Linked DNA regions of Homo sapiens: region 2 is linked to region 1. A link is an interaction called in ENCODE POLR2A ChIA-PET data of the cell type or tissue named here. Cell type or tissue: Panc1. All regions are shown on one strand. Each heading gives the region's core, and the rest is flanking DNA. Links, peaks and the distances in the headings are about the cores only. Region 1 has its middle 52 kb from the start of RNU6-1. Region 2 overlaps PIAS1 (protein inhibitor of activated STAT 1).

What was found. Peaks named below come from ENCODE experiments on the same cell type or tissue, not always from the same donor. Only the 100,000 strongest peaks of a DNase experiment are listed, where the experiment ranks them.
Region 2: POLR2A ChIA-PET joins it to region 1 with 5 read pairs; 8 of 35 experiments call an interaction of 5 or more read pairs at or near these places.

The regions. Positions count from the first base shown.
Region 1 is chr15:67,886,843-67,897,994 of GRCh38, reverse strand. No RefSeq gene overlaps it. Among named protein-coding and RNA genes, the nearest start is that of RNU6-1, 52 kb to the right of the region's middle. In Panc1, for the core only: no CTCF peak of the experiment used is centred there; no DNase peak of the experiment used is centred there; H3K27ac peaks cover 4,752 bases.
Region 2 is chr15:68,061,656-68,072,807 of GRCh38, reverse strand. The region is part of intron 1 of PIAS1 (protein inhibitor of activated STAT 1); the gene reads right to left. Among named protein-coding and RNA genes, the nearest start is that of PIAS1, 13 kb to the right of the region's middle. RefSeq lists an enhancer at 2,657-3,157. In Panc1, for the core only: no CTCF peak of the experiment used is centred there; no DNase peak of the experiment used is centred there; H3K27ac peaks cover 557 bases.

The sequences.
Region 1 (11,152 bases), core at 1-8,000:
ACCTCCAGTGTGACTGTATTTGGGGATAGGACCCTGAATAAGGTAATTAAGTTTAAATGAAGTCATAAGGATGGGGCCCTAATCCAATAGGACGGGTGTCCTTACAGGAGGAGGAGACCAGAAATCTCTTTCTGCACACACACAAAGGAAAGGTCACTTGAGGACACAGCAAGAAGGCAGCTGTCTGCAAGCCAGGAAGAGAAGCCTAACCAGAAACCACCCTGATAGACCTTGATTTTGGACTTCTTGCCTACAGAACAACTAATTTTTATTGTTTAAGCCACCCAAGTCTAATACTTTGCTATGGCAGATTTACAGACTAATACAAACATGGATTAATTTTACAAATAATTTTGAGCAAAATGAGACAGACACAAACATGTTTCTAATTATTTTATTTTGTTGTTTTTTGAGACAGAGTCTTGCTCTGTTGCCCAGAATGGAGTGCAGTGGCATGATCTCGGCTCACTGCAACCTCTGCCTCCCAGGTTCAAGCAATTCTCCTGCCTCAGTCTCCTGAGTAGCTGGGACTAGAGGCATGCACCACCACACCTGCCTAATTTTTGCATTTTTAGTAGAGACGGGGTTTCACCACATTAGCCAGGCTGGTCTCAAACTTCTGGCCTTAAGTAATCTGCCCACCTCAGCCTCCCAAAGTGCTAGGATTACAGGAGTGAGCCAGCGCACCTGGCCTATGATTATTTTATTACATTATTTACTTTTTTTAAAAAAAATAGAGATGGGGTTTCACCATGTTGCCCAGTCTGGTCTTGAATTCCTGGACTCATGTGATCCTTCTTCAGCCTGTAACCCTCATGAAACAAGAGACCTTGCAATGTACCTTAAAACCATTAACAATAAAGTCTCGGATTTATCCCTACAAACCATTAAAAATTCCGGGTTCTCATGAAAGCAGAATTCTGCATAAAACAGGAATCCTTTGCCCCACTCTAAGAGAAATATAAAGAATTCATGAAACAGCAGTCTCTTTCCCCACTCTTAAAGAGGAATATAAATAAGTGGAAAAGTAATTCTGCACTACTACTTCCCGACAAATCATCAACAAGACCAGTATAGGAATCAGAAAATGAGGGGTCTAACCTCCTTTTTTTTTTTTTTTTTTTTTTGAGACAGAGTCTCTTTCTGTCGCCCAGCTTGGAGTGCAGTGGCACCATCTCAGCTCACTGCAGCCTTTGCCCCCAGGTTCAAGCTATTCTGCCTCAGCTTCCCAAGCAGCTGGGACTACAGACATGTGCCACCACACCTGGTTAAGTTTTGAATTTTTAGTAGAGATGAGGTTTCACCATGTTAGCTAGGCTGGTCTCGAACTCCTGACCTCAAGTGATCCACCCGCCTCGACCTATCAAAGTACTGGGATTATAGGCATGAACCACCGTGCCTGGCCTGAGGGGTCTAACCTCCTCAAAGACATTTTGCCGTACAAACAAAAACCTGTCTGTTGCACGAATTTGTCTTGATCTCAGCAGGACCTAAGTGTCCTGTTCTATGACCAAGTTATCCTGTCACAGAAGACTTCAAGCGACGGGCACCCTACTGGCTTTTATCTGTTCAACTCATGCCCACAAATGACAGCTTTGACAAAGAAAAGGAAAAACAAATCCCAAAATTTGGGCTTACCTTCTGGCTGGCCCACCAAAGTATGTTACTGGATAGAAGGTCTTGACTGTGAGTTGTCCAGGTTCTTGGTGTGTTGTGCAAAGAGTAAACAAAACACACAAAGCAACAAAAGAAGCAACAAATGCACAAACAAAACAACAAAAGAACAGAGTAATAAAGGCACAGATTTATCGAAGAAGCGAAAGTACAACTCACAGAGCGGGAGAAAGCTCAAACAAGCAGCTCAAGCGCTTCTTCACCGCAATGCTCCCCGGGGTTTTTATGAAGCCAAAGGACTTTGGCAACACCCCTAGGTGCTTTTAGAGGCCTCCAATTGGTTACAACCTATAAAGGATTGCCCTGTGACTATTCAGAGGCTAAAGTGGAGGCTTGGACCAGTCAATCAGAGGCCGAAGTGGAAACTTCTGTCTTATCACAGGAGTAAAGAGGTGGCCTGTATGCTGCCCAATCTTGCCTAGAACTGGCTGCACCTGCTGTTTTCTTGCTTCTGTGAACTGGCTGCACCTGCTACTCCTTTGCTTATGCTCCAACCTAACTGCTTTGCTTATTACCCAATCCTTGGCTACCTTAATTCCCTATTCTCCTGCCTCAGTTATACACATGTGCTCAGTTTATGTGGTCTTTTATGTCTGCTCAGCTTATGAAGCTAACTTGATGAAGTTCATCAAGGTATGCACTTAAGATTTAGGCCTTTTTCTGTACATACATTATAGTTCTATTAACAGTTTTAAAAGCCATTTCAAAGGAAGAGAAGAAGGAATGGGGGGGAAGAACATAAAACAGAGGAACAAGTTGCAAGCAAATAATTAATGTTAGAATTAAATAAAAATAATAACTAACAAAAAGTGATGAAAAATCAATGACCATTTACATTATATTAAATGTAAATGGACTAAATGCTCCAATTAAATGACAAAGATTGTCAGGCTATATAAAAAACAACAAAGCCCTACTGTATGTTTACAAGAAACAACTGTAAGATATAAGAATACAGAAAGTTTGAAAGTTAAAACTGACAAAATTGTCTTCAAAGCAAAAAAGCATTACTAAATAAAGAGGAACATTCCATAATGAAAAAAAATTTGATTCTAGAAAGATAAAGTACATCTAACTTTATTTATACTCAATATTTAGCCTCAAAGTACATAAAGCAAAAATAGAAACAAAAAGGAGAAAAGACATATTCACACAGGCTTACTTTAAAACACTTCTCTCCTTAAGTGATAGAACAAGCTGTCAAAAGTTAGAAGGATATAGAAAATTTGCATATGATTAGCAAACTTGACCTTATTGACAACTGTAGAACACTGCACCCAATAAACAAGATGGAATCATGTAATTGAATACAAAGAACATTTATTAAAATTTACTACATGCTACGCAATAAAATAAGTCTTAACAACCTCTAAAACATTGAAATCATAAGGAGTAAATTTGACTACACTTCAATTAAGCTAGAAACTAATAACAAAAAGGAAATTGGAATACTCTCATGTATCTGGAAACTAAGAATGCTTCTTCTTCTTTTTTTTTTTTTTTGAGACAGAGTCTCGCTCTGTGGCCCAGGCTGGAGTGCAGTGGTGCAATCCCGGCTCACTGCAACCTCCGCCTTCCAGGTTCAAACAGTCCTCATTCCTCAGCCTCCTGAGTAGCTAGGATTACAGGCTGCACCACCACATCCAGCTAATTTTTGTATTTTTGGTGGAGACAGGGTTTCGCCATGTTGACCAGATTGGTCTCAAACTCCTGGCTTCAAGTGATTCTTGGCCTCCCAAAGTGCTGGGATTATAGGCATGAGCCACTACGCATGGCCTAAGAATGCTTCTTAATTGAACCAGGATGGTTAAAGAACAAGTTATGGTGGAAATCAGAAAATATTTTGAGATGAATGATAATGAAAGTATGACATATCAGAACTTCCTGTGCTTAGAGAGAAATGTATAGACTTATAAACACATATATCCCAAAACAAGAAAGGCTGAAAATCAATTACCTAAGCATATACCTCAGGAAGTAAGAAAAATGTCAGCCAATAAATTTTTTGTTTTGTCTCGCTCTGTCCCCCAGGCTGGAGCACAGTAGGGCAATCTTGGCTCACTGCAACCTTTGCTTCCTGGGCTCAAGCAATTCTCCCATCTCACCCTCCCAAGTGGCTGCAAGTAGCTGAGACTACAGGCTATCCTCGGCTTCCAAATATCAATCTTACCAGTGAAATGTTGAAAGTGTTCCCTTTGCGACCATGAATAAAGCTACTTAAGACATTGTACCAGAGGTCATAGCTAGTATAATAAGGCAAAAAAAAAAAAAAAAAAAAAAAAAAAAAATATATATATATATATATATATATATATATATATATATATATATATATATGTGAGAGATATGAGGCCTGGATAGAAAGAAACAAAACTGTCATTATTAGAATTAATAAGTGAATTTAGCAAGGACGCTAGGTATAAAATCAATTTACAAACATCACTTACATTTCTACACAAAAAGATGTAGGATGTTTATGGACTGGATATTCATGGATTGGCTACTGAATAACATAAAGAGGTCAGTTCTCCCCCAATCAATTTACAGGGCCAATGCAACCCCAGTGCCAATCCTAATAGGCTGTTATTGTGGAGATTTTCTTTTTTTCTTTTTTCTTTTTTGAGACAGGGTCTTGCCCTGTCACCCAGGCTGGAGTGCAGTGGCCCAATCACAGCTCATTGCAACCTCGACCTTCAGGCTCATGTAATCCTCCCACCTCAGCCTCCTGAGTAGCTGGGACCACAGGCATGTGCCACCACACCTGGCTAATTGTTATATTTTTTGTAGAGATGGGGTGTCACTATGTTGCCCAGGCTGGTCTCAATCTCCTGGGTTCAAGCAATCTTCCCGCCTCACCCTCCCAACGTGCTGGGATTACAGGCATGAGCCTCCACGCCAAGCCAAGATTTTCAAACTGATTCTAAAATGTATCTGAAAATTCAGAGAGCCTAAAATAATCAAGACATTATTAAAGAAGACGAACAAAATGGGAGGAGTTACAAACAATTAACAAGACTCATGAAGCCATGGTAATTAAAACAGTGTAGTATTGGAACAAGAACAAACAAATAGACCACAGAACAGATTGAAAGCCCAGAATCAGACACATGAACTTGTTGTCATATGATATACCACAAAGGTGGCACTGTACTGCAGTAGGGAAAGGAAAGTCTTTTCAGTACATGGTACTAGGTCAACTAGATATTTATATAGGAAAAATGAAAATTACCTTTATTTCACACTACACAGAATAATAAATTCCAGATGTATTACAGTCTAAATATGAAAGGCAAACCAATAAAACTTTTAGAATATAATATACCAGAATGTTTTTCAGACTTTGGAGTAAAGAAAGATTTCTTGGTCAAGATATACAAAAGCCCTAATTATAAAGGAAAAGATTGGTAAATTGGAGCTTCTGTTTTTCAAGACAGCATTAAGATAGTGAAAATGCAAGTCATGAAATGGGAGAAGGTATTTACAACACATAGAACTGACAAAGGGCTTGTAGCCAGAATATATAAATCATTTATAAAGCAATAAGAAAAAGATAAAAGGATCCAACAGGCCAGGCGCATTGGCTCAGGCCTGTAATCTCAGCACTTTAGGAGGCCAAGGCAGGCAGATTACTTGAGGTCAGGAGTTGGAGACAAGCCTGGCCAACATGGTGAAACCCTCTCTCTACTAAAAATACAAAAATTAGCTGGGTGTGGTGGTGCAGCCTGTAATCCCAGCTACTCAGGAGGCTGAGACATGAGAATTGCTTGAACCTGGGAGATGGAGGTTGCAGTGAGCCGAGATCACGCCACTGCACTCCAGCCTGGGCAACAGAGCAAGACTCTGTCTCAAAAAAAAAAAAAAAAAAAAAAAAAAAAAAAAAAGACAAAGAACTTCTTCTCAAATATGAACAATTTTTCTTTTTGCAAAACTCTTTTCATGGCCCCTACACTACCTATAACAGCATTTATAAGAGGTCTTTGGCTGGGCTTGGTGGCTCACACCTTTAATCCCGGTCGGTACTTTGGGAGGCCAAGGCAGGAGGATTGCTTGAGCTCAGAAGTTCAAGACGCACACTGGGAAATATAGTGGGACCACGTCTCTACAAAATACAACCAAAATTTTAGCAGGACATGCCTGCTAAAGGCTCCTGGCATGATGGCATATGCCTGGAGTCTCAGCTACTTGGGAGGCTGAGATGGGAGGATCGCTTGAGCCCAGGAGGTCGAGACTGCAGTGAGCCAAGATCATGCCACTGGACTCCAGCCTGGGCAACAGAGTAAGACCCTGTCAAAAGAAAAGAGGTCTTTAGTGTTCCTGGGAAGACCAGCTCTCTTTTGTCTCACCATTGGAAACTGCATAAAGCATGAACCCTGAGAAGAAACTAATTACCCATTTTCCTCTCTGAGACCCTCCAGACTCACCCGCATGCCTCACATCCCTATTTATCTCAATAGCCGCCCCATATCCAAGACTCTGAGGTAATCCATCATCACCCAGACTCTTATCACATCCCTTAATCTAACCAGTTTCCCACCCTTCCCTACTTCCTCCATTCTTCCACTGTGACCCTGAAATTCATGGTCCACCCTCAGGAAAATGTCCTCAATCCTCAACCTCTCCTCCAAACATTCATTTCCCCTTCCTGCTTTCACTAAAATCTGGTTGTGCCTGAGGACGTTGCTTTTTTGTGGCCCTTTAAAGCAGGGGCTGGTTTTTCTCCTACACCCCATATACTACAGACCTGGAGGAGGGGTAGGTACCCTCCTGGCTGTACACTGCCTTTTCTAGACTAATTATCCTTCCTTTTCTCTACAAAATTCTGTTCCCTTGAAGTTCGTGTCCTTAGGCTATACCACTCACTGTTCTCATTGAAGCCTCCTGGATAATCTCCCTTACTCCCTGAAGATTTTAGATGCTGGCTCTTAGCCTCTCTCACCATCAGCAGTACTCACCATTTTGTGATTTCAACCAACTCCGGTATCAAAAACCCATCCAACATCCTAGATTTTCAGGTTCTGTATTACTTATCTATTGTGTAACAAATCACAAATTAACAAAATAGGCTGGGAACAGTGGCTCACGCCTGTAATCCCAGCACTTTGGGAGGCCAAGACAGGTTGATCACTTGAGGTTAGGAGTACGAGACCAGCCTGGCCAACATGATGAAACCCTGTCTGTACTAAACAAACAAACATACAAAACAAAACAAAAAAAATTAGCTGGGTGTGGTGGTGCATGCCTGTAATCCCAGCTGAAGCAGGGAGGCTTAGGCAGGGGAATCGCTTGAACCCAGGAAGTGGAGGTTGCAGTAAGCTAAGGTCGCACCACTGCACTCCAGCCTGGATGACAGCAAGACTCTGTTTCAACAATGACAACAACAAACAAAAACCAAATTAACAAAACAACTCAATAAGCACTTATGATCTCATACAGTTTCTATGGGCAGGCTTTGGGGAGCCAGAGACAGATGACTCTGGCTGAGAGTCTCCGATGCTGCTGTAGCCTATCTCCTGGGGCTGCCACAATCATCCGAAGGCTTGACTGGGGCTGGAGGATTAGCTTCCAACGTGGCTCCCTCACATGCCTGACAAATTCGTGCTGGTTGGTTAACTAGGTAGGTCTCTCCACAGGGCTGCTTGAGTGTCCTCATGGCGTGGTGGCTGGCTTCCCTGAGACAATCCAAGAGAACAAAGACAGAAGCTGCAATGTCTTTTAGAACACAGCCTCAGAAGACATACAGTTATTATTACACATGCCAGCCCCAATGAGCACAGGAGGGACTAGTCAAGGGGAGTGAATACACCTCATGAGAACCACTAGGGCCAGGTAGGAGGCTGGCTGCCCAGACTCCTGATCTCTTCCTCTCCAGCTGTCTTGTACTCATTATGGCCTCAGTCTCCTGCTGCCATGGTCAGGCCCTGGACTGTCAGCAATGACTGCTTCACCACCTTAAAATCATCATTTTTAGCACCCCACCTCACTCTTTGGCCAACCCTTCCAATATTTCCAGCTCTCTCACTCTAGTATCCTGACTCAATAACTCTTCAACCCCAGCCAGAGTTCCTAATGTTTTCACTACCTATCCCTTCACTTATCTTCTCACTTTCTTAATTATCCCTTTAGATTCTAACACAATAACCACTCCTGGCCCCTCTCTTCCTCATTATATTGTCCTGAAAAATGGCCAGAGCAAATTCCCTTCACCTGAGCAGCTAGATGTGACTGGAAGAAAACAACTCTGTCCACTAATCTCTCTTTACATTTATGACCACAAACCTCAAGTGGGCCATCAGCACTCATTCATGTCTCTACTCTCAAACACAAATTATTTCATATCTTCTTGTTTTTTAGAAAACATCCCATCCCATCCCCAATCCACTCTCAGCTTCACACCTGACAACCTCACCCATTCCTTTGAAATAAAAGCAGCATCCAGGAGAGCCACCTCATCTTCCCACCACCAAAGGAAACAGCCTACCTGCATCTGTACCAGTGACCTTTCTCCATCCTGCAAAGTCATATGGTTTGACTCTGTGTCCCCACCCAAATCTCATGTCAAATTGTAATCAGGGGAGGAAGCTGGTGGGAGGTGATTGCATCATGAGGGTGGTTTCCCCCATGCTGTTCTCATGATAGTGATTGAGTTCTCAAGAGATCTGGATCTGATGGTTTAAAAGTGTGTGGCAGTTCCCTGCTCGTTTTCTCTCTCCTGCCACCATGTAAGACATACCTTGCTTCTCTTTTGCCTTCCACCATGACTGTAAGTTTCCTGAGGCCTCCCCTGCCATGCAGAACTGTGAGTCAATTAAACCTCTTTCCTTTATAAATTACTTAGTTTTAGATAGTTTTTTATAGCAATGTGAAAACAGACCAATACACAAAGAATGGACCACTTCATCGTCAGTGTGCTGGATCCCATTTTCTCTCCCAGAAAATGGGATCTGTGACTCAAGGCCATCAGCACATCTTGTTAGATGCTGGAGTTGGGGAGTAATACAAAGCAAGGGAGGGCAGCCACATGGAGTGTGCACACCAAGGTCAGTCAGCCAAAGAAGAGAAGACTAGAGGAGGCAGGGAGAAGTAGATGGTAAGCCCCAGAGAGAAAAAAGAGGCCCCTGTATTCCCGGCTTTCTGCACTGCTTCCAGTTCTTCATGAAGCTGACTGGTGTGCAGTTCCAGGAGACACCCCTAAGTCCTCGAAACAAAGTATCTGGTACATAAGTCAGCTTCAGTGGATCTCTGTGGTTTTCAACTGAAGGAGCCCATTTATTCCCTATGTTTGGGGATAGAAAGCTGTCTAGCAGGGTGTCTCCATCAAGTTAATAGTACTCTCTGGGCAAGTGGATTTTAGAGGATTTTAAATGGTTTCTTCATTATACTTTTCTGAATTGTTTGAGTCACTTAAAATGAGCATATATCCGTTTCCTTCCTCTCCCTACCCCACCCTAATCTAATCCATCAACATCTTCTCTCAGCCTCACCTCTGAAATATAATTCAAATCCATCTCTCTTCCTGTCCACTGCCATCATTCTAGCCAAATCTCCATTCTCTCTCTTGCCCAGGTGACTGCAGTAGTCAGGTAATTGGTCCCCCCATTCCTCCCTTGCAAACATTCACTCCATTCCCACAGCAGCCCACAGGATCTTTCTACAATATCAATCCAGCCATGCTACTTCCTTGCTTAAAACCCTTCAGTGGCTTCCCTACACACTGGGAATAAAACCCAATCCTCAGCTCCCTATCTTGCCAAGTGAGTCGTAGGCAAGTTTGAATACAACACTGTGTGAAGAGCATGTATAGAGCCTGGTCCATCACAGCTGCACGTGGAGTGGATGTTCTTGTCCTTACCTCCAGGCTATTCAGCCACTTTCAGGAAGTTCTTTTAGGTTAGAAAGTTCTTAGAAACTGGCCCGTATCTACTCTGCAACTTCATCTTTAGCCACTTGCTCCTTGCTCCCTGTGTCCCTTCCATATTAGCTTCCGATGGTATTTAAAACATATAATACCAAGACACCCTTCTGCCTCCAGGCTTTTGCTCATTCTGGCACCTAGAATATCCCCCACAGTTCCTCCCATGGCTGGCTCCTCGTCTCACAGTGCTCAGTGTTTCAGAGCTGCCTCCTCCAAGGCTGTCCTGACCAAGGTGCCAATCCCCACCACACCCCGAGTATTATCGTCAAGGAAGCCTGTGTTTCCTTTGTAGCTTGTGTCACAACCTGCCATTTGACATTTGCTTGTTGAGTCTGTTTTCTTTCTCTCCCACCAAATTATATGTTTCCCATTGGTTTTATGTGCTTCTTTACTCCCCCAGTGCTTAGGGATGTGTATTGTCTATAAAAGCTCCATAGGTGTTCACTAAGTGAAGTTTAACAAAGAGCCTTCCCTGGTATGCCCAGCTGGAAGCCATCACTGGGTCCTCTGAATTCTCATAGTTCTTCATCTCCCCTTTATTAGAACACATCTTGCTTTGTCTTTTGCACTGGGATTACTTGTACAGAGAGGCAGGGTGGTTAGAACCAGACCCCTGCATTCAAATTCCAACCCTGCTACTCCCAGGGTCCAGAACAGTGCCTGGCACAGAGAAAACAACATAAAGAGTTAGTACTACTGTGCTTTGCATTATCCCCCAGCAGGAGCCAAACTAAAGTGTTTTGAGGGTAACATTACACATATGACCAGGCACAGTGGCTCACGCTTGTAACCCTAGCACTTTAGGAGGCCAAGGCAAGAGGATTGCTTGAGCTCGGGAGTTCAAGACCAATCTGGGCAACATAGTGAGACCTTGTCTCTATAAATTAATATTTTTTTAATTAAAAAAACTATACATAGGATTTAGTATTTGATAACTTCCCCAAGCCTAGCTCAGGACACAAAGTAGATGCTCAATAGACAATAAATAAGAGCGCTAAGTGCAGTGGCTCATGCCTGTAATTCCAGCACTTTGGGAGGCCAAGGTGGGAGGATCCCTTGAGCCCAGGAGTTCAAGATCAGCCTAGGCAATACAGTGAGGACTTGTCTCTAATAAAAAATAAAAAGGCCGGGCATTGTGGCTCACACCTGTAATCCTAGCACTTTGGGAGGCCGAGGCCAGCAGATTGCCTGAGCTCAGCAGTTCGAGACCAGCTTGGGCAACGTGGCAAAACCCCATCTCTACTAAAAATACAAAAAATTAGCTGGGTGTGGTGGCACACACCTGTAATCCCAGCTACTCCAGGAGGCTGAGGCATGAGAACCACTTGAGCCCAGGAGGTGGAGGTTGCAGTGAGCCAAGATTGCACCACTGCACTATAGCCTGGGCAACAGAGTGAAACTCTGTCTCCAAAAACAATAAATAAAATAAAATAAATAGGCTGAGGACAGTGACTCACACCTGCAATCCTAGCACTTTGGGAGGCTGAGGCGGGTGGATCACAAGGTCAGGAGATCCAGAACATCTTGGCTAACATCTTGGCTAAACCCCACCTCTACGAAAAATAC
Region 2 (11,152 bases), core at 1-8,000, 170 kb before region 1:
ACATAAAAAAATAAATCTAATTGAAGAGTAAATAATTTGAAAAGGGATGTAAGATATGATACCAATTTAGAGGCTGTTTTATGAATACAAAATTGACACTACAAGAGTCTGAAATAGTGACGGTAACAACTGAGAAGGAAAGGAAGGCATAACATTAAGAAGATTTGAAAAGACTTGGATGTGGAGGAAGTCTGTAGTTCAGATGGTTCAGAAATAGGGAAGACTTCTTTGAGTACACTAACTCAGTCAGGTTTCCTAGTTAATGTTCTTACAGAATTCTGTCCCTTTCCTTTATAGCATTCAACATAGTTTCAGACTCCATACATAGTTTCAATGTGGAAAATTCTCATAACAATCTGGCCCCAACTTCCCATAACTCTTTTTTTTTTTTTTTTTTTTTTTTTTTTTGAGATGGAGTCTCGCTCTGTCACCCAGGCTGGAGTGCAGTGGCCTGATTTCAGCTCACTGCAAGCTCCGCCTCCTGGGTTCACGCCATTCTCCTGCCTCAGACTCCCGAGTAGCTGGGACTACAGGTGCCCGCCACCACGCCCAGCTAATTTTTTTTGTATTTTTAGTAGAGACGGGGTTTCACCATGTTAGCCAGGATGGTCTCGATCTCCTGACCTCATGATCCGCCCATCTCAGCCTCCCAAAGCGCTGGGATTACAGGCATGAACCACTGCGCCCGGCCAACTTCCCATTAACTCTTATTACTCTCTTACACAGATATCCACATGTGGATCTAGTAGCTGTTCCGCAAACATACCTCAATGTTTTCTCTCCTCATTACCTTTGCTCATGCTGTTACCCTTGCTTCAAAGAATATCCCAGTAATCACCTTTTTTAATTTTCTTTTTTTAAAGACAGGGTCTCACTCTGTCACCCAGGTTGGAATGCAGTAGCATGATCATGGCTCACTGCAGCCTTGACCTCCCAGGCTCAAGCAGCCCTCCCACCTCAGCCTCCCAAGTAGCTGGGACTACAGATTGACGTCACTCCCCATGGCTAATTTCTGTTTTTTGTAGAGTTGGCCAGGCTGGTCTCAAACTCCAGGGCTCAAGTGTTCCGCCCCACGTCAGCCTCCCAAAGTGCTGGGATTACAGGTGTGAGCCACTGTGCCTGGCCACCAACTTCCAAAACTCTTCTAAGGCCCAGTCTGAAATAAGCTTAGCCAGAAGTGACCTCTTCCTCTTATGAATACATTGTTAACTACTTAGATTTACATGGTTATTTGTTTTGTTGGTACTGCTTTCTATTATCGTTTATTATTTTTCTCCTCAAAAGAATGAAGCTGGCCAGGCGCAGTGGCTCACGCCTGTAATCCCAGCACTTTGGGAGGCCGAGGCAGGTGGATCACAAGGTCAGGAGTTCAAGACCAGCCTGGCCAACATGGTGAAACCCCGTCTCTACTAAAAATACAAAAAATTAGCCAGGCATGGTGGCATGCACCTGTAATCCCAGCTACTCAGGAGGCTGAAGCAGAGAATTGCTTAAACCTGGGCGACAGAGTGAGACTCTGTCAAAAAAAAAAAAAAAAAGAATGAAGCAAACTCCCTGGGGTTAGCCACTCCATGGAGGGAAGGGAGGTAGGGGCGGGGGGGCGGGGGTGAAAAGAAGGTCATTAATTCCAAGAACAAACAACAGCAGAAGAGAAAGCACCAGCAACTCAATGAAAATAAGCCTCAATGTCCACTCCCTCTCCCAAAGGATTCTGCCACTGGGTTCTACAAACCCCTACAATTGTCCTCCCACCTAATTCCCATTCTACTTATGAGCAGTAATATCTCTAGAAAAGTGCTGTTCAAAGGAAATACAATGTAAGCTGCAAATATTGAGACACACACGTAATTTTAAATGTGCTACTAGCCACATTTTAAAAAGTAAAAAGGCCAGGCACAGTGGCTCATGCCTGTAATCCCAACGCTTTCAGAGGCTGAGGTAGGACAATCACTTGAGCCCAGGAGTTCAAGACCAGCCTGGCCAACATAGTGAGGCCACATCTCTATTTCAAAAAATTACAAGTAGGTGAAATTAATTTTAATGATATATATTTACTTAATCCAATAAACAAAATATTATTTCAACATGCAATCAATATCAATCATTAATGAGATATTTTCCATTCTTTTTTTCATACTATGTCTTCGAAATCCAGTATGTTTTACACTTACAGCAAATCTTAATTAGGACTAACCATATTTCAAGTTCTCAATACCCACACAGAACTAGTGGCCATAGTACTGGACAGTCCATCTTCTAGGTCATCCTGTCATTCACTGAAGTAAAGTTTTAGTACCTGCCTTGGCCATTCAGGCTCCAACTTAACTCCTCATCATTACTTTCCACCCTCAGCTACCCACTTCCGAGGCCACATCTTAGACATTTCCAGCAGAACCTGCACCACCCTCAAAATCACTAACTCGAACATTTCATTTTCCAACTACAACCTCCTTTTCTTACTTGCTTCATTTCAAGAATTCAATTCACAAAGATCTCTAATTCATTGATGTTGTCATGCCCTATCCATTAGCCCCTAAACATTTCTTTGCAAAATTCCATTGTCCCTCCATGCCTGGCACATTCAACTAGTTCCCACTTTGTAGGAGAAAAGAATGCATGCACTCATGCAGATGGATGTTATTTTACATCCACAGTCGTCAATCTCAATGGGCACAGGCATCTCACTAAACTTTCCAGTGAGCCAGCAATCAAACTTCCTACAATAACTCTTTCATATCTTTTCCTTGCTCCTCCCACATCTCCTTCCTCCAAAAACTACCTTTAGGAAGCATATATACAACAAATGACTATTAAACTTTAACAATGCATTTAACATTGTTAATTCATATTCCAGAAAACATTTCCCAAAATAAAGTTCTTCCTAATTATTAAAACATCTGCTCTCTATAAAAATTCAAATATGGAAAGGTACAAGAGAACCAAACTATTTTTCATATAGTTACAGGAGTACTAGAATGTAATTTCTTTTTTTTTTTTTTTTTTTGAGACGGAGTCTTGCTCTGTCACCCAGGCTGGAGTGCAGTGGCACAATGTCGGCTCACTGCAAGCTCCGCCTCCCAGGTTCACACCATTCTCCTGCCTCAGCCTCCCAAGTAGCTGGGACTACAGGCTCCCGCGCCACCACGCCCGGCTAATTTTTTGTATTTTTAGTAGAGACGCGGTTTCACCGTGTTAGCCGGGATGGTCTCGATCTCCTGACCTTGTCATCCGCCCGCCTCAGCCTCCCAAAGTGCTGGGATTACAGGCATGAGCCACCGTGCCCAGCCTAGAATGTAATTTCACAAAAGCAAAAACTCTATTTCATTCCCAAATGATGTGTGAGCATTTAACACAGCTGATTTGGCATATAAATCAGCACTCATTTTTATTGATAGAATGACTGGATAAGAACCTTGCTTTAAGTAAATGTGATACCAAAGGTCAAACGGGCAAAAGGAAGGAGGAGGGGAGCGTAAGGGAGAATGCTTGTTTGCAAGATTTAGCAGAGAATACCTATAGCCACAAAGAATACTTATTATAAGCCCAGTAAAGGAATAACTATTTTTATGTTTTACTAAGAGTTTTTTAAATGTATCCAAAAAAATAATGGACAAGGCCGGGTGCGGTGGCTCACGCCTGTAATCCCAGCACTTTGGGAGGCTGAGGTGGGCGGATCACGACGTCTGGAGTTCGAGACCAGCCTGGCCAACATGGTGAAACCCCGTCTCTACTAAAAATACAAAAATTAGCTGGGCACGGTGGTGCGCACCTGTAATCCCAGCTACTGGGGCAGCTGAGCCAGGAGAATGGCTTGAACCCAGGAGGTGGAGGTTGCAGTGAGCCAATATTGTGCCACTGCACTCCAGCCTGGGTGACAGAGCAAGACTCCACCTCAAAAAAAAAAAAAAAAAAAAGGACAAAAACATTTAAGGTGTAACACAGACTTTAATGGTCTTGCCAAAAAGCTGGACTTTTCTCATAACTCTGACGATTCAACTTCTTCGTGGATGAGAGCATTGACACATAAGCCTGAGCACTTTTCAAGACTTAACCCAGGGCAGGGGCGGTGGCTCATGCCTGTAATCCCAGCACTTTGGGAGGCTGAGGTGGGTGGAACACCTGAGGTCATGAGTTCGAGACCAGCCTGGCCAACAGGGCAAAATCCCTTCTCTACTAAAAATACAAAAATTGGCCAAGCATGGTGGCAGACACCCGTAATCCCAGCTACTCGGGAGGCTGAGGGTGGAGAATCACTTGAACCCAGGAGGCAGAGGTTGCAGTGAGCCGAGATAGCGCCATTGTACTCCAACCTGGGTGACAGGAGTGCAAACTCAGTCTCAAAAAAAAAGACTTAACCCCGGGTAAATCACTGTGGTAATTAACTTAAGTCCCTTCTTCCACAAACATCACCAGATGTACTTACTGAAATCTATGAGCACATATATTGGCCATGCTCTGTCCTTCAGGCTGGAGTACAGTGGCGCCATCACAGCTCACTACAGCCTCAACCTCCTGGCTCAAGCGATCCTCCCACCTCAGCCTCCCAAGTAGCTGGGCCACAGGCACATGCCTCAGCCAGCTACTTTTTGTATTTTTTTGTAGACACAGGTTTTTGTCATATCGCCCAGGCTGGTCTCAAACTCCTGCACTCAAGCAATCTGCACACTTCAGCCTCCCAAAGTGCTGGGACTACAGATGTGAACCACCACGTTCACCCTATACATATTTTCAGGTCTCCAAAACTTTCCTCTCCACCTTCTCCTACGGAATCCTCCTCTTTGAAGAATGCTACAGTAAATTTGGAAATTTACAAGACTATGATATAAAATATTAGATGCAATGGTTTTAAGACAACATTACAAATAATAATATACAAAACTACTGTTTCACTCCTAGTTTTCACCTTTAAAATACACTATTGATACAAGTTACCTAGAAGAAATGGGGAAGAGAGGATGAGGGTGCACAAAGGAAGGCCTCAAGGTTTTAGAATGCTCTATTTATTAGGCTTGATGTTTGTTTTACTACCTTTCTATAAGTTACACATTTTTCTATAAGGTTATACATACTACGCTGTATATAATTTAATTTTTTTTAAAAAAGCAACCTAGCTTTCTCTTAGAAAATAACACGATTTCTACTACCACTCAATATAAATCTTAATTCAACATAGGCATCTATTTAAGAATCATTATTATATATTAATATAGTTTGTATTATAAGCTTCACAGAAAGTTTACAATGACCTCCAGTTAAATATGAATTCACCATATACAAATGTCTGCCATATTCCCCCCATAAAGAGAAACAAAATGACAGTGAGGGAAGAAAAAAAGAAAAATCTTTAATCCACAAGGACAAAAAGAAAAAAAAATAACCAACTAGAAATTTCAACAAACTTTTTGATGATGAAAAGCAGGCAATGCAGTGGTAACTAAATCAGAAGAGGAAGCTACAACCTACAAATGCCTAGAGAGGGGAATACTAAAGAAAGGCAAGCATATCTAAAAACACAGGGGGCAAGGTACAAGGGGGCTGTTAGAAAATCTGAACATACAGGATGGTTACACCCTCAGGTCTCCTCTAACTAAATATCCATGAGACAACTTCCCTACCATGCCCACTAGCCTCTCGTAACACAAGAGGCCAGAGGATTACTGGAACAACTGAACCAGAGAGGCTCCAGACTCAGACCAGCATGGAACTAAGATCAAGGGTGAGGCACAAATCTAAAAGTGGAGATTAAGCAAAGTCTGCATACTCATAAGTGGGACACCTTTATCCTGCCTTGTTCCCCAAACATTATCAGCCAGGTAAGTAGCCTCAACAAGAGATTATAGAATTCCTCTCGGGAAAAAATGGACAGACCAGACCTACTCACACTTAGAAGACCATTAATCTCATTCCTGGGACTATCTAAATTCAGAGGTGAAGACTAATGGCAATTCTAAAATTCATGTTCTTTTCCCTGATTATGATTCAATTAGACACAAAATACTATACTTTTTTTTTAAAGGTCTTTAACCTTTAAGATGCTACCTGATTTTGAAATCACATATTAGAATAACTTCTGGGACAAAAATATTCCTTTTCCAGTCTTACTTTGACACCCTGGGGAAAGATGTTTAAGGAACAGAGGCTGAAGTTTTTCACACACCACTCTAAAGAAATGCAGAAAGAAACTGAAAAGCATTCAGAGTCTTACAATTTCTAGGTCCTGTTTCAAGTTTATCCCACAAAAGGGAAAGGAAAAAAACAAAATAGGTAGAATGCAAATCAATCATATATATTTGGTAAGAGCTAAGCTCTGCTGGAGAGGAAGTTCTTGGCTAATATTAAGTTAGGGAATTTTTCATTTATTCATATGATTCTTATATTTTACTACAGAAAAAGCAATCAGGCCAGGCATGGTGGCTCACACCTGTAATCCCAGCACTTTGGGAGGCTGAGGCAGGTGGATGATCTGAGGTCAGCAGTTCAAGACCAGCCTGGCCAACATGGTGAAAGCCCATCTCTACTAAAAACACAAATATTAGCTGGGCACAGTGGTGCGCATCCTACTCGGGAGGCTGAAGCAGAAGAATTGCTTGAATCCAGGAGGCGGAGGTTGTGGTGAGCCGAGATCATGTCACTGCACTCCAACCTGGGCAACAGAGCGAGACTCTGTCTCAAAAAAAAGAAAAAAGAAAAAACATAACCTTGAAAAAATTAAGTTATATATTTCCCACACCATTACTGATTACAAGTACTTCAAGCCAGGTGCAGTGGCTCAACACCTTGAATTCCAACACTTTTAGGAGGCTGAGGCATGAGGATCACATGAGTCTGAGAGCAGCCTGGGCAACACAGCAAGACCCTATCTCCAAAAAAAAAAAAAAAAAAAAAAAAAAAAGCTTTTAGTCAGCTGAGCATGGTGGCAAGCACCTGAAGTCCTAGCTACTCAGGAGGCTGAGGTGGAAGGATCATTTGAGCCCAGGAGTTCGAAGCTGCAGTGAGCCATGATCATACCACTGCACTCCAGCCTGGGCAAGAGAGGGAGACCCTGTCTCCAAAAAAAAAAAAAAAAAAAAAGTACTTCAAGCACATTCGTTCAGTGCAATGCAAGCTACTACCGTTTAGCATTACTTACAGAGATGCAGGATTTAATTAAATAACTCTGCTTAGCAAACTGCCTTGTAAGAGATCACTAGAAATAAATTTTTTCTTTTTTTTTTTTTTTCTCGAGACAGGGTCTCACTCTGTCACCCAGTTGGAGTGCAGTGGATCTCAGTTCACTGCTACCTCTGTCTCCCAGGATCAAAAAATCCTACCACTTCAGCCTCCCAAGCAGCTGGAACCACAGGTGCGCATCAACATGCCCAGCTAATTTTTTGTATTTTTGGTAGAGATGTGGTTTTGCCATGTTGTCCAGGCTGGTCTGGAACCCCTGAGCTTAAGCACTCTGCCTGCCTAGGTCTCCCCCAAAGCACTGGAATTACAGGTGTGAGCCACTGCCCCCAGCCTTATTTTTCCTTTTAAGTTATAAAAAATACCATGAGTGGGAAGGTGAAAGGGATCGTCCCATTTTAAATTAGGCACTGCTGTACTGTAAATTTTAAATTTTAAAAAAGATCAAGTTTTCAAAGTTTTTGCTCTTGGGACTCTTGAAAGTGGAGGACCATCCCCCCCGCAAAAAAACTTTATGTCGATTAAATCTATCAATATTTACTGTATTTGCAGTTAAAGCAGAAAACTTTAAAAGATTTGTCATTTAAAAAAAAATAATAGCTGGGCATGGTGTCTCACGCCGTAATCCTAACACTTTGGGAGGCCGAGGCAGGCGATCACTGGAGCCCCCGACTTCGAGACCAGCCTGGGCGACATGGCAAAGCCCATCTCAAAAAACAAATTAATTAATTAATCCATTACTTGTTAACATAAATCTCATATTTAAAAAATATTTTTAATAAAAATTAGAAGACTATCATGGTTTTACATTTTTGCAAATCTCTTTAACATCTAGCTTAATAAAGACATCTTGATTCTCACATCTACTTTTCCATTCAATCTGTGTATTAGATTGTTTTGGATGAAGAATATAAAGGAAATCTAGCCTTATGAAGCTCTATAGAGTTGGGAAAAAATAGAGTATTTTTATTAAAATGCTCTAGCCTTTTCAGATAACTTTCGATATTCTTTGATCCTTCACCAAAACACAACAAATGGCAGGTTCTTAAAGGCTGCTGCAACGCAGGAATCTGAAACCGTATCAATGAATATTTCCCACTCTGATAAACTGAAATTCATTGGTCTATCTTCCATTTCCAATGGATCTTTTTATCCAGGCATGATTTTGTAATATCATGCATTGGTTATTTGGAAAATATTAGTTCACTGAGTTATGCAGTTCTTCCAAATGTTGACATATTTCACTATGCAACTTCAACATAACACATTCATTAATATCACACTGATCTTATCAAAAAAGTCAAGTATTGGGAAACTGTCAAGCTCACAGTGGCAAATACATGTCTTCCAAAGTTCTATTTTCATTTGAAAGCTTAAATTTTATCATTAGTAACAAATATTGTCAGTTGTTTTCCCTGTAGTGACAGGCACACTTTGTTTATTTTCATGAAAATGTATGCCAAATACCCTAGTCTGTATAACCATACTTTGCCAGCCATTTTTTCAAGTAAAAATGGTATTCCATTTAAAAAGCTCACAACTCAACTGCACAAGTTCTTTTCCTTGAGTTAACCATCAGATTTGATATTCAATAAAAGTGTTTTACAGGTACTTTTCATTTCATCATACAAAATATATTTTTAAATGTACTCAAGGATTGAGATACAATAAAATTAGTAAGTTTTATTGCTTCATCAAGGACATAAAGTTTAACTGGCATTTTTTTTTTTAATTCCAAGTGCACAGTGATGAAGAACACAACTACTAGTACAATTTAGTACCAATGCCTTAATTTGTGCCAAGGTGCTGGCAGTTTTACCCACCACTGATTTTGCAAATGTCAGCACGTAAATAATGCCTATTATTAGGAAAATCATTTTGACCTGGAGAACCCTCAGAAAAACTTCGGGGAACCACCAGAGGCCTGAGAAATAGACTTTGAAAACCTCTGTAAGAACTGATGCATTACTTGTATAATTTTTAAAAAGATAATTTTTAGTAAACATTCCGCTATAACAGAAATATTTAAATAAATATACACACATATGTGATAATATATTAAAATCACCAATAACCTGGTACCTCATACACAGCAGATACCCAAAAATATAATAAATAACAGAATGTGATAAATAATTCTTTAATAAATAACAATTACTGAGAATCTACTATAAGCCAGTTTCTGAGCCAGTTCTGTGCCTCTTCAGTCCCCTTCTTGGGTAACTTACAGAAGCCCATAGACCAGAATGATGATTTTAACATATGAGAAAAAATATTTACTCTGAAATCTTTCCAATCTTTAAGATTAGACTTGCATGACTGCAAGAAAAAGTCTTAAAATTCACCATAAAGCACAAGATAGCATGTTAAGTTCTATTTTAAGCACTATGCCATGAGCTTTTTTAAAAACAGGCTTGCTCACATTCAGAAACCCAAATACAAAATGAATTGCTTTGGCTGAGCACTGCCAGAACTGCATAAAGACCCTGCATTCCATTTCTCCTCAAGCTATACAACCCTTACCTGTGATGTTTTCATTCCTATTGTTAAGTGAAACTCCAGCATTAATACTACAGAGGTTACATTAAATGTGGCAATTATTTTTTTAAAAAAACCAGTAGTGTATAGCAAAACCATCAAAACAAGTTGTTAAGAACTTTTAACCATATACACTGATAAATTCAAGAGGTAAATCTCTATAAACATACATAGGAAATATTACACACTGTTAAAAAGAATGAGACCATCTCATTGTCTGGACATGTCATGGAAAGATCTTCACTATCTATTGTAAAAAAAAGCAAACTGTAGGATGCTACATATGGTATGGTCTCACAGTTTTAGAAAAGATATTTATGTACATGTACATTCACTTAAGTTCCTTCTATGTGCCTAGTTTTGTTCTCATCTAGACATACACACACACAATAAATTAAAAATATTATACAGACATACACATTTAAATGCCCATGCAGAGAAAAAAATGAATACAAGACCAGACACAAAAAGTGACATATTTTTATTCCATTTATATTAAATGCCCAAAATAGGCAAGTCTACAGAGACTCAAAATAGATTATCAGTCGCCTAGGGCTAAGAGTGAGGTAAGGTTTGGGAAGGGGATGATGCTAAAAGGATGTAGGGTTGCTTTTCGAGGTGAAAAAATATTCTAGAACTGATTGTGGTTAATGGTTACACAACTTTGTGAATATACCAAAAACTACCTGACTGTGCACTTTAACGAGGTGAACTGTAATGGGATATGTTAATTTTATCTCAATAAAGCTGTCACCTCCCCCTGCCCACCCAAATAAGAATACACAGATATACACCAAAATGATTCCCTCTAAGAATGAAGATGATGAGGTCTTTCCATTTTTACCCTATTTACTGTTAGATCATTACAATGAGAAGTGTAGTCACTTATTATCTCTATAACTTAAAATAATGTAAAAGGTAAATCTAAAACAGCCCTTGATAAATTATTCTGGATTTAATGTTATTCAAGTTCATCTAAGCAGCAGCAAGAAAAAAGAGCGAAGATATGACCCTAAAAATATTTTCAATTTAGATTGTCTTATAGACAAGAGTATCAGGCCCCAGTCTCTGACAGAAACAAATCTTAAACATAATTTGTTCATCTGACACATGTATATTAAAAACACCTATTGTGTCCACAGGGTAGGGATGGGAGAATGGGGGGTGTACAAACAGAACACCAGCCAACAAAAAGACGCAAACTAACAGCTCTGGCTTTAAGTTAAGGGCTTTTGCTATACAGCTGAAGAGACAAAACACACACACAAAGTGGAATGGGGCCAGACAATAGAAAATCTTGAATACTAGACTGAGAACTAAGTCTTTATCCAGTTTTCGATAGAAAGCCATTCAAAGTTTTTATAGATAGGAGTGACAGAATGAAAGGAGTGTTTTGGTGAAATTAACCCGGCAACCAAAGCGGGTAAACTGAAAGCAGTGAATAGCA